Regions from separate parts of the Homo sapiens genome. Here all the other regions are linked to region 2. The links are chromatin contacts, found by Hi-C or POLR2A ChIA-PET in ENCODE. All regions are on one chromosome and are shown on one strand. The core of a region is the stretch at or near the end of the contact, and the rest is flanking DNA. Distances in the headings are between cores, read along the strand shown.

Region 1 (3,052 bases), core at 414-2,913, 2.0 Mb after region 2:
CCCTATTTAACAAATGGTGCTGGGAGAATAGGCTAGCCATATGCAGAAAATTGAAACTGGACCCTTCCTTAAACCTTATACAAAAATTAACTCAAGATGGATAAAAGACTTAAATGTGAAACCCAAAACTATAAAAACCCTAGAAGAAAATCCAGGCAATGCCATTCAGAAGATAGGCATGGACAAAGATTTTATGACAAAAACACCAAAAGCAATTGCAACATAAGCAAAAATTGACAAATGGGATCTAATTAAAATAAAGAGCTTCTGCACAGCAAAAGAAACTATCATCAGAGTGAACAGACATCCTATAGAATGAGAGAAAATTTTTGCAATCTAGCCATCTGATAAAGGTCTGATATCCAGAGTCTACAAAGAAGTTAAACAAATTTACATTAAAAAAAAACTCAACCCCATTAAAAAGTAGGCAAAGGATATGAACAGACACTTCTCAAAAGAAGACATGCATGCAGCCAACAAACATGAAAAAAGCTCAACATTACTGGTCATTAGAGAAACGTAAATCAAAATAATAATCAGATACCATCTCATACCGGTCAGAATGGTGATTATTAAAAAGTCAAGAAAAAATGATGCTGGTGAGGTTGCAGAGAAAAAGGAATGCTTTTAGATGGTTAGTGGGAATGTAAATTAGTTCAACCATTGTGGAAGACAGTGTAGCAATTCCTCAAAGATTTAGAAACAGAAATACCATTTGAACCAGCAATCCCATTATTGGGTGTATACCCAAAGGAATATAAATCGTTCTATTATAAAAACACATGCACACATATGTTCATTGTAGCACTATTCAAAATAACAAAGACATGGAATCAACCCACATGCCCATCAATGATAGACTGGATAAAGAAAATGTGGTATAAATATACACCATGGAATACTATGCAGCCATAAAAAGGAATGAGATCATGTCCTTTGCAAGAACATGGATGGAACTGTAAGCTGTTATCCTCAGCAAACTAACACAGGAGCAGAAAACCAAACACCACATGTTCTCACTCACAAGTGGAAGCTGAACGATGAGATCACATGGACACATGGGGGGAACAATACGCACTGAGGCCTGTTGGGGAAGTGGGGTGAGGAAGAGCATCAGGAAGAATAGCAAATGGATGCTGGGCTTAATATCTAGGTGATGGGTTGATCTGTGCAGCAAATCAGCATAGCACACATTTACCTATGTAACAAACCTGTACATCCTGTGCGTGTACCCCAGAACTTAAAATAAAAATTGATGGAATAAAAAAGATTAGGCATCCCAAAACTTAATGATATATAACTTGTCCTATTTGAAAATTAGAAACATCATTTGCTAATTAGAATCATAGATCATGACTTATATGCTGGTCATATTTATGGTTGCATTAGGAATCCTATCAACCACAAAAAAAGTATGCCCTGCACTCTGTCTTTTTTTTCCTAAAAAGAAAAATAAAGCCAATCACAAGAGGGAAAATCTAAATGACATTTCACAAAGTGTTCAATCTATGCTTCCATTAGGAAAGTGAAAGAACCCAAGAATGGGAAATATTTCTTGTCACCCCAGGTGAATTTGAAGAAGTATTTTTCTGGTTGGCTTTTTCAGCAAGACTAACAACATTCTGTTCTATTGGCCTGTGGTCAGGGGTTTCCCCCAAGGTGCCTTCCATCTCTCGGCAAAGAGCAGTAACTTGGTGGGTTGTTTTCTTCTTAGTCACCTGATAGGATTTCCCAGGACAGAGGTGTCAAGCCAATTCTGACCTAACTTCCCATGTCCTTCCTGTGGGTCACCCTGAGAAAAAAGGAAATCGCTCTTCTCCCCCACCTGGTGCTGATGTCATTCCTCTCTTCAGCCCAGCGTCTCAATGCACTCAGGGACGCTTCTGCCTCTGCAAAGAGCAAAGGCTTCAAGTGATGGCCTTGCATGGTAGCATTCTCTATCACAGAGTCAGGAAGCTCTTAGACTTCCTTTTATTTGAAGAACTGCAAGGAAACCACCTGCAGAGCTCCCAAGACCTCAAGAGTTTGTTTTGCACCTTCGCTCTTCTGAGGTAATCACACCTGCTGCCACAGCTTCAATAGCTGAAGCCAAGGAGTAAAAATTGCACCAACATCTATAAATCCATATGAAGCTGAGTGGTCTGAATAACCTTACCAGATGTTTTTCTCATAGAAGAAAAAAAGTCCAAGTTATCCTCATGTGCTTTTCTTCCTCACTAGGTTTTAAGGTCCTAGAGAGTATACACTGCCTCTTAGTCTTCTTCATCTATCTCAAAGTGCCTGGCTGAGTGCTTTACATGAAGTATCCAATAATTCTTGACCATCAGACCTGGGGGGTGGAACCAGCAGGGCCATTTAGCCAGGGCTGCAAGCCCAAACAGATCTCTATTCTTCAGCTGCAAGTTAGTGCCCAAGCCACATAGGGAATAGGATGATACCTCATTACACATGCTGATGTTAGCTTTAAACTATGCCTGCCCTCTGTTTTCCTAAAAGCTGTGTTACTGCCAATCTCAAAAGCTGCTGTTCATAGTCATTCACTGTTGGACATTAATGACAAATCACTTTCATGAACTGACATCCATTTAAAGGGATTTTTTAAAAATGTGTTTATCTCATAACTGCTCCTGTTTATATGAGGATCCTGTCTTCTTTGAGATTATAATGACAACAAATGTTATTCGTTTTCTGCACTATTCATATAAACAACATAACTGGGCATAATACTTTCATGATATCATGTCATTACTAATAAATCACCTTTTTAAAACATCTCTATGATAGTATCATGGTTAACAAACAGCACAGACAAAGGAGCAAGACTGAGTTTGAGTCCAGGCTCCATCTTTTACCAGCTGTGTAAACTGTGTGAATCTAGGCAAGCTCCTTAAAGTCTCTGGACTCTACTTCACAGGTTTTTTGTGGGATTCAAATGAGTTATATGTGCAGCTCTTGGAATAATACTTGGCATATAGCAAGCACAATGTGTGCTCATCATTTTTATTTCCATTTTATGGGTTTTTTTCCCTTGTAACCTGATTTAGAAGTTGTA
Region 2 (2,864 bases), core at 287-2,786:
TATATAAGTTTAGTCTAAAGCTATGCCTTTAGATATTTTAAGTTCAGCCTAGGGGTTCTCGGTATATAGTGAACTATAACCTAGTAAACAGGCTGTAACCTACGCTTGAACCAATCACTGAGTTTCAGCCAAAGATGGCCACGTGTTCAAACCATGTTCAAACGGGCAAAAACCAAGCTGTAACCAATCAACTCTTTCTGTACCTCACTTCTATTTTCTGTACCTCACTTTACTTTCTCTCTCCATAAATTTTCTCCCACCAAGCGGCAGGACTCATCACTCTGAACCTTATTCTGGTTCCGGGACCTGCCCAATTCGCAAATCATTCTGTGCTCAAACTCCGTTAGATTTAATGTGTCTAAAGTTTTTCTTTTAACAGTGCACAACCATGTGAATAACTTAACACTACTGAACTATACACTTAAAAATAGTTAAGACGGTAAATTTTATGTTACCTGTATTTTACCACAATTAATTTTTTTTAAAAAAAAGCTGAGTTCACTGGCCAAAATAATTTCAAAATTCAATTCCAAAAATATAAATGCTAGGCACCAAGATTCTTGGTGCATCAGAACTATCTTCATCTTTCCTTTTCCAGAACAAGTTCTAGGCACTAAGATTCTTAGCACATCAGAACTATCTTCATCTTTCCTTTTCCAGAACAAGTTCCAGCTGCCTAAACAGGCTGAAAGTCTGGGGCTGTTTCGGCGATCAAATGACCAAACTAGAGCAGGCAATGGCTTCCACGTAGATGAAGCTGAGCATTTTAAATTCAAAAATTTCTGCCCATTGGCTACTACGTAATAACTTAAAACACAATTTAGACTGACTTAGGAAGCTTCTGTGTTGAGCAACTTCCTCAATAATCCTCAAAGACCTGTTGCATTCTGGGCCCTGCGGAGAGGAAATAGTGCCGTCAGGGAGCTTCCAGCCTAGCACAGGACGGTAAATATAAGCCTGTAACGCGAAACCCCACAGAACAAAAACATCAGGCCGTGGATTCCACTCGTGTGTACGTCAGTCACAGTGATCAACCGACTCATTTCCACGACGTTTCTTTTCACTTCAAGATGCCAAATTCAGGCTGCGGCGGTTTCCATCTGTCCCTTCCTACACCGCGGCGCCCGCTGGGGAGCCGGGGCGCACACAGGACAGCCGCAAGCCTTCTGGGCCTGGCGCCCTCCCACACCCGCTAGGAGGGGAGGAAGCGCCTCCCCGACTCCCTGAGGAGGGCGCCAGTCCTCTGGTACCCGGAGAAGGAGGGCCGGGAGCTCAGTGAGCACTCCCTGTGAGTCCCAGGAGATGGCCGCTCTCCCTCGGAAGCCGGAAGTCGGCTTCTAGAGGCCGAGCAGTGCAGACAAGCGGCTGGGAGGCACTGGAGAGGGGACAACGTACCCATTCGGATGTGCACGGTGGCGGAGGCCACGCTGCTGCCATAGTTGAAGTCGTCCTCGATCGAGGAGCGAGGGTACCGGGGGTCGGGGTCAGCCATGATGGCAACAGCACCCCTACCGGTCCCGGTCCACTAACCGCAACCGCCTCCTCCCCACTTCCGCGAGGAAGAGCCCAGCCCCAGCAAGCCGTGCGGCGTCGGCGGGCGAACACCGAGCGAGTCGATTTTCTCGCTTCAAAAATTCCAGCTGGGCGGAGAAAGCGGGGATGGCTCCGAGTTAGAATGGAAGAGAAAACGGTTTACATTCCCGGCGTCATCTGAAGTGAAACTTTTCTCAACACACTTTTTTTTTTTTTTTTGAGATGGAGTTTCACTCTTGTTGCCCAGGCTGGAGTGCAATGGCACGATCTCGGCTCACCGCAACCTCCGCCTCCCGGGTTCAAGCGGTTCTCCTGCCTCAGCCTCCCGAATAGCTGAGATTACAGGCGCCTGCCACCACGCCAGGCTAATTTTTTTATATTTTTAGCAGAGACGAGGTTTCACCATGTTAGCCAGGATGGTCTCGATCTGCTGACCTCGTGATCCGCCCGCCTCGGCCTCCCAAAGTGCTGAGATTACAGGCGTGAGCCACCGCGCCCAGCCTGAACACACTTTAAGTCCTTTCACCTTGGAGAGTTGCTAAAGTGATAGAACCCATGTCCCAGTCACCCATCCACTCAACAAATACCCATCTCATTCATCCACTTTTTCAATAATCACACCGAGGATGCATTTTTACTTCTATTATTTTAAAATAATAATAATACCTACATTTATTGAGCACTTTCTATAAACCAGGCTTTCTGAATGAAGTAATATTTAATCCTGAAAGGCAAGTAGGAGCCAACCAGAGAAAGAGCAGTGATGTAGGCTGGGCCTCAAGGGACCAACGTCTGCAAAGAGGGAGACGGTGAAGCTCAGCTGGTGTAGGGGACAGGTGGCAAAGAATGAGGCTGGATAGATAAACAAAGGCCAGATCATCCTAGGCCAGAAGTAGAATACATTGAAGAGGGCCATTACCAAAGGCAGAGAAAAGGGGATAAAGTTGTATTACTGTAAGAGAGAGATGATGGTGGCAAATACAATGGATTAGAGTGAATATTCATGATATTGTTGTCATTCCAATATAAAGAGGTGTAGACATACCCAGAGTAGTGTCATCCTAGGGTCCCTTGGAATTGTTTTGATGAGTTTACTCTGATCTACCCACATTGCCCAGTCCTCACCTTAACCACAACACCCGAACACTTAGCAAGTGGAATTCAGAACAGTTGTGGAACAGTCTATTCTAAACTAAATCCTTAAACTTGATGTTCTCAGAAGCCTTTGCCAAAAGAACTAACGTCACTTCCACAATGACAAGAAAAACAAAACAAAACAAAAAAACACTTTATCTTTTATGATTTTACAAACATTTTACAAGCATATCATT
Region 3 (2,793 bases), core at 137-2,636, 2.6 Mb after region 2:
CTCACTGCTTGAGATTTTCTTTCATCCAGGGTCAAGCACTGAGTCTATTAGAAACCCCACTGTATATGATCTGATGAAGATGAGATTATCTTTTTAAAAGCCACATATTAAATCTCTTAAGTTAATAATATTGGCAATCAACTTAAATCAACTGAGTGACCACTATGTTTAAGGAAGTTTCCTTTCTGGTAGGCTGGGAAGCGGGAGAAGGGAAGGATATAACTTTATAAAAAAAAAAAAGCTGCAGAAGGGAAGGATATAACTTTATAAAAAAAGGTCCTTGTTCACAAGGAGCTAATCACTTACTGGCCAGAGAAGAAACGTGTTCCTTCTTTGCAATGGCTGTGTTTTTGGGTTTAGCTAACTCAATTCTTTATGTCCTCAATTTATGAGACCGCATCAAAAACGTTTTTGCCACATCTCTGTGGGAAAGTAGGTGAGTCAGAATGAGTGCATAATATATAAGTATATATTTTAATGATAATGAATGTGTAGATTAACAAACCCAAACTTTGTTTTTGTTTTTTTGAGAGTCTTGCCCTGTCGCCCAGGCTGGAGTGCAATGGCATGATCTTGGCTCACTGCAGCCTCTGCCTCCCGGGTTCACAGGATTGTCCTGCCTCAGCCTCCGGAGTAGAGTAGCTGGGATTACAGGTGACCGCCACCACGCCCGACTAATTTTTGTAGTTTTTAGTAGAGACGGCGTTTCCCATGTTGGCCAGGTTGGTCTTGAACTCCTGACCTCAAGTGATCCACCCGCCTCGGCCTACCCAAAGTGATGGGATTACAAGCGTGAGCCACCGCGCCCAGCCAAACCCAAACATTCTAAAAGCGCAGAGTAACCGCTCCCCTCCCCGCCAACGGTAACCAGCATCTTCGTTCTCCAACCAGAACAGCTGTATGCACCGGTGTATAAGCCTGCCTTAAGTGCTATTTTTAATCTTTTTTAAAAACAGGCCTTAAAATAACTCATTTGGGTACAACTCCAGCGGCTGGTGGAGTGGGCTTAATATATTAAACAGCTGTTAATTTTGGTTTCTTTTTGGTAACAGCGACACGGAGATCCGCATTTGTCGCAGTTTCCACCGCGGGCGGGAAGTGTAAACACAAGAAATACAAACATAGCGCAACGGCTAAAGGAGTGTCACAGCGCCAAACCTTGCTGGCTCCGCGCCAGGCCGAGCCCCACCCTCTCAGCTCGCGGCCAACACCCCCACCCCGCCTCACAGCCCGCCGCGCCCGCGGGGCGACACCCCCCACTCCATCATCCCGGAGGTGGTGCGGCCGAGCCCCGGACCCAATTGGCGGAAGCGGGGCCGGTTGTGTGCGCGCGCACAAATGCCCGGATGCGCCGCGACGACCCGCGCGCTCCCCTCGGGCGGTAGGGGGCGCGCACCGAGGCACCGCGGCGAGCTTGGCTGCTTCTGGGGCCTGTGTGGCCCTGTGTGTCGGAAAGATGGAGCAAGAAGCCGAGCCCGAGGGGCGGCCGCGACCCCTCTGACCGAGATCCTGCTGCTTTCGCAGCCAGGAGCACCGTCCCTCCCCGGATTAGTGCGTACGAGCGCCCAGTGCCCTGGCCCGGAGAGTGGAATGATCCCCGAGGCCCAGGGCGTCGTGCTTCCGCGCGCCCCGTGAAGGAAACTGGGGAGTCTTGAGGGACCCCCGACTCCAAGCGCGAAAACCCCGGATGGTGAGGAGCAGGTACTGGCCCGGCAGCGAGCGGTCACTTTTGGGTCTGGGCTCTGACGGTGTCCCCTCTATCGCTGGTTCCCAGCCTCTGCCCGTTCGCAGCCTTTGTGCGGTTCGTGGCTGGGGGCTCGGGGCGCGGGGCGCGGGGCATGGGGCACGTGGCTTTGCGGAGGTTTTGTTGGACTGGGGCTAGGCAGTCGCCGCCAGGGAGGAGGGCGGGATTTCGGACGGCTCTCGCGGCGGTGGGGGTGGGGGTGGTTCGGAGGTCTCCGCGGGAGTTCAGGGTAAAGGTCACGGGGGCCGGGGGCTGCGGGGCCGCTTCGGCGCGGGAGGTCCGGATGATCGCAGGTGCCTGTCGGGTCACTAGTGTGAACGCTGCGCGTAGTCTGGGCGGGATTGGGCCGGTTCAGTGGGCAGGTTGACTCAGCTTTTCCTCTTGAGCTGGTCAAGTTCAGACACGTTCCGAAACTGCAGTAAAAGGAGTTAAGTCCTGACTTGTCTCCAGCTGGGGCTATTTAAACCATGCATTTTCCCAGCTGTGTTCAGTGGCGATTGGAGGGTAGACCTGTGGGCACGGACGCACGCCACTTTTTCTCTGCTGATCCAGGTAAGCACCGACTTGCTTGTAGCTTTAGTTTTAACTGTTGTTTATGTTCTTTATATATGATGTATTTTCCACAGATGTTTCATGATTTCCAGTTTTCATCGTGTCTTTTTTTTCCTTGTAGGCAAATGTGCAATACCAACATGTCTGTACCTACTGATGGTGCTGTAACCACCTCACAGATTCCAGCTTCGGAACAAGAGACCCTGGTTAGTATTTTTGTCTCGTGTAACTTTTAAGAATAATTTATTTTATGAAGTGATAAACTAAATTTCGTATACCTCAATTGTAGCATGGCTCTGTAAATAAAATTGTATGTGCATAGCTTAAAGTGTGCTACCTCTGGCGTAACTGCGTGGAGTTAAAAACTGTTAAGAACTGGTCAGTATTTTTTTAGCCATTTGCCACATTTGCTTTAAAAATTAGTTCCATTACATTGTTAAGCGTGGTTGAAGTTACGTTTGTTACGTGACTGATTTTTTTTTCCTTTTTGACCTCCC

The links. Hi-C counts contacts between places; a loop is a spot of excess contacts on that map. ChIA-PET counts read pairs that join two places held with the same protein, here RNA polymerase II (POLR2A). Pooled maps may share reads with other maps.
Region 1: a pooled map shows a loop between it and region 2 (11-fold over the local background). The contact joins the enhancer-like site here to the promoter of TMBIM4 in region 2. A Hi-C loop is called at or near these places in 4 of 50 pooled maps. POLR2A ChIA-PET finds 5 or more read pairs at or near these places in 2 of 52 experiments (B cell and OCI-LY7).
Region 3: a loop to region 2 is called in a pooled map, with 9 times the contacts of the local background. The contact joins the promoter of MDM2 here to the promoter of TMBIM4 in region 2. A Hi-C loop is called at or near these places in 7 of 50 pooled maps. POLR2A ChIA-PET finds 5 or more read pairs at or near these places in 2 of 52 experiments (CD4-positive, alpha-beta T cell and Caco-2).

The regions. Positions count from the first base shown.
Region 1 is chr12:68,174,033-68,177,084 of GRCh38, forward strand. No RefSeq gene overlaps it. Among named protein-coding and RNA genes, the nearest start is that of IFNG, 16 kb to the left of the region's middle. RefSeq lists an enhancer at 1,876-1,935. Within about 2 kb of position 1,664, at least 6 of the 41 ENCODE cell types and tissues checked have a DNase peak (open chromatin) inside an H3K27ac peak, as active enhancers do; they include B cell and OCI-LY7, where a contact is called at or near this core.
Region 2 is chr12:66,168,460-66,171,323 of GRCh38, forward strand. It overlaps TMBIM4 (transmembrane BAX inhibitor motif containing 4), which reads right to left and starts at 1,537. Exons shown (of 7, transcript NM_016056.4): 1 at 1,396-1,537. The coding sequence starts at 1,492. RefSeq lists enhancers at 689-788, 1,271-1,795, 1,439-1,518.
Region 3 is chr12:68,806,791-68,809,583 of GRCh38, forward strand. It overlaps MDM2 (MDM2 proto-oncogene), which reads left to right and starts at 1,387. Exons shown (of 11, transcript NM_002392.6): 1 at 1,387-1,701; 2 at 2,418-2,502. The coding sequence starts at 1,688. RefSeq lists a silencer at 1,085-1,474 and enhancers at 1,676-2,793, 1,975-2,364.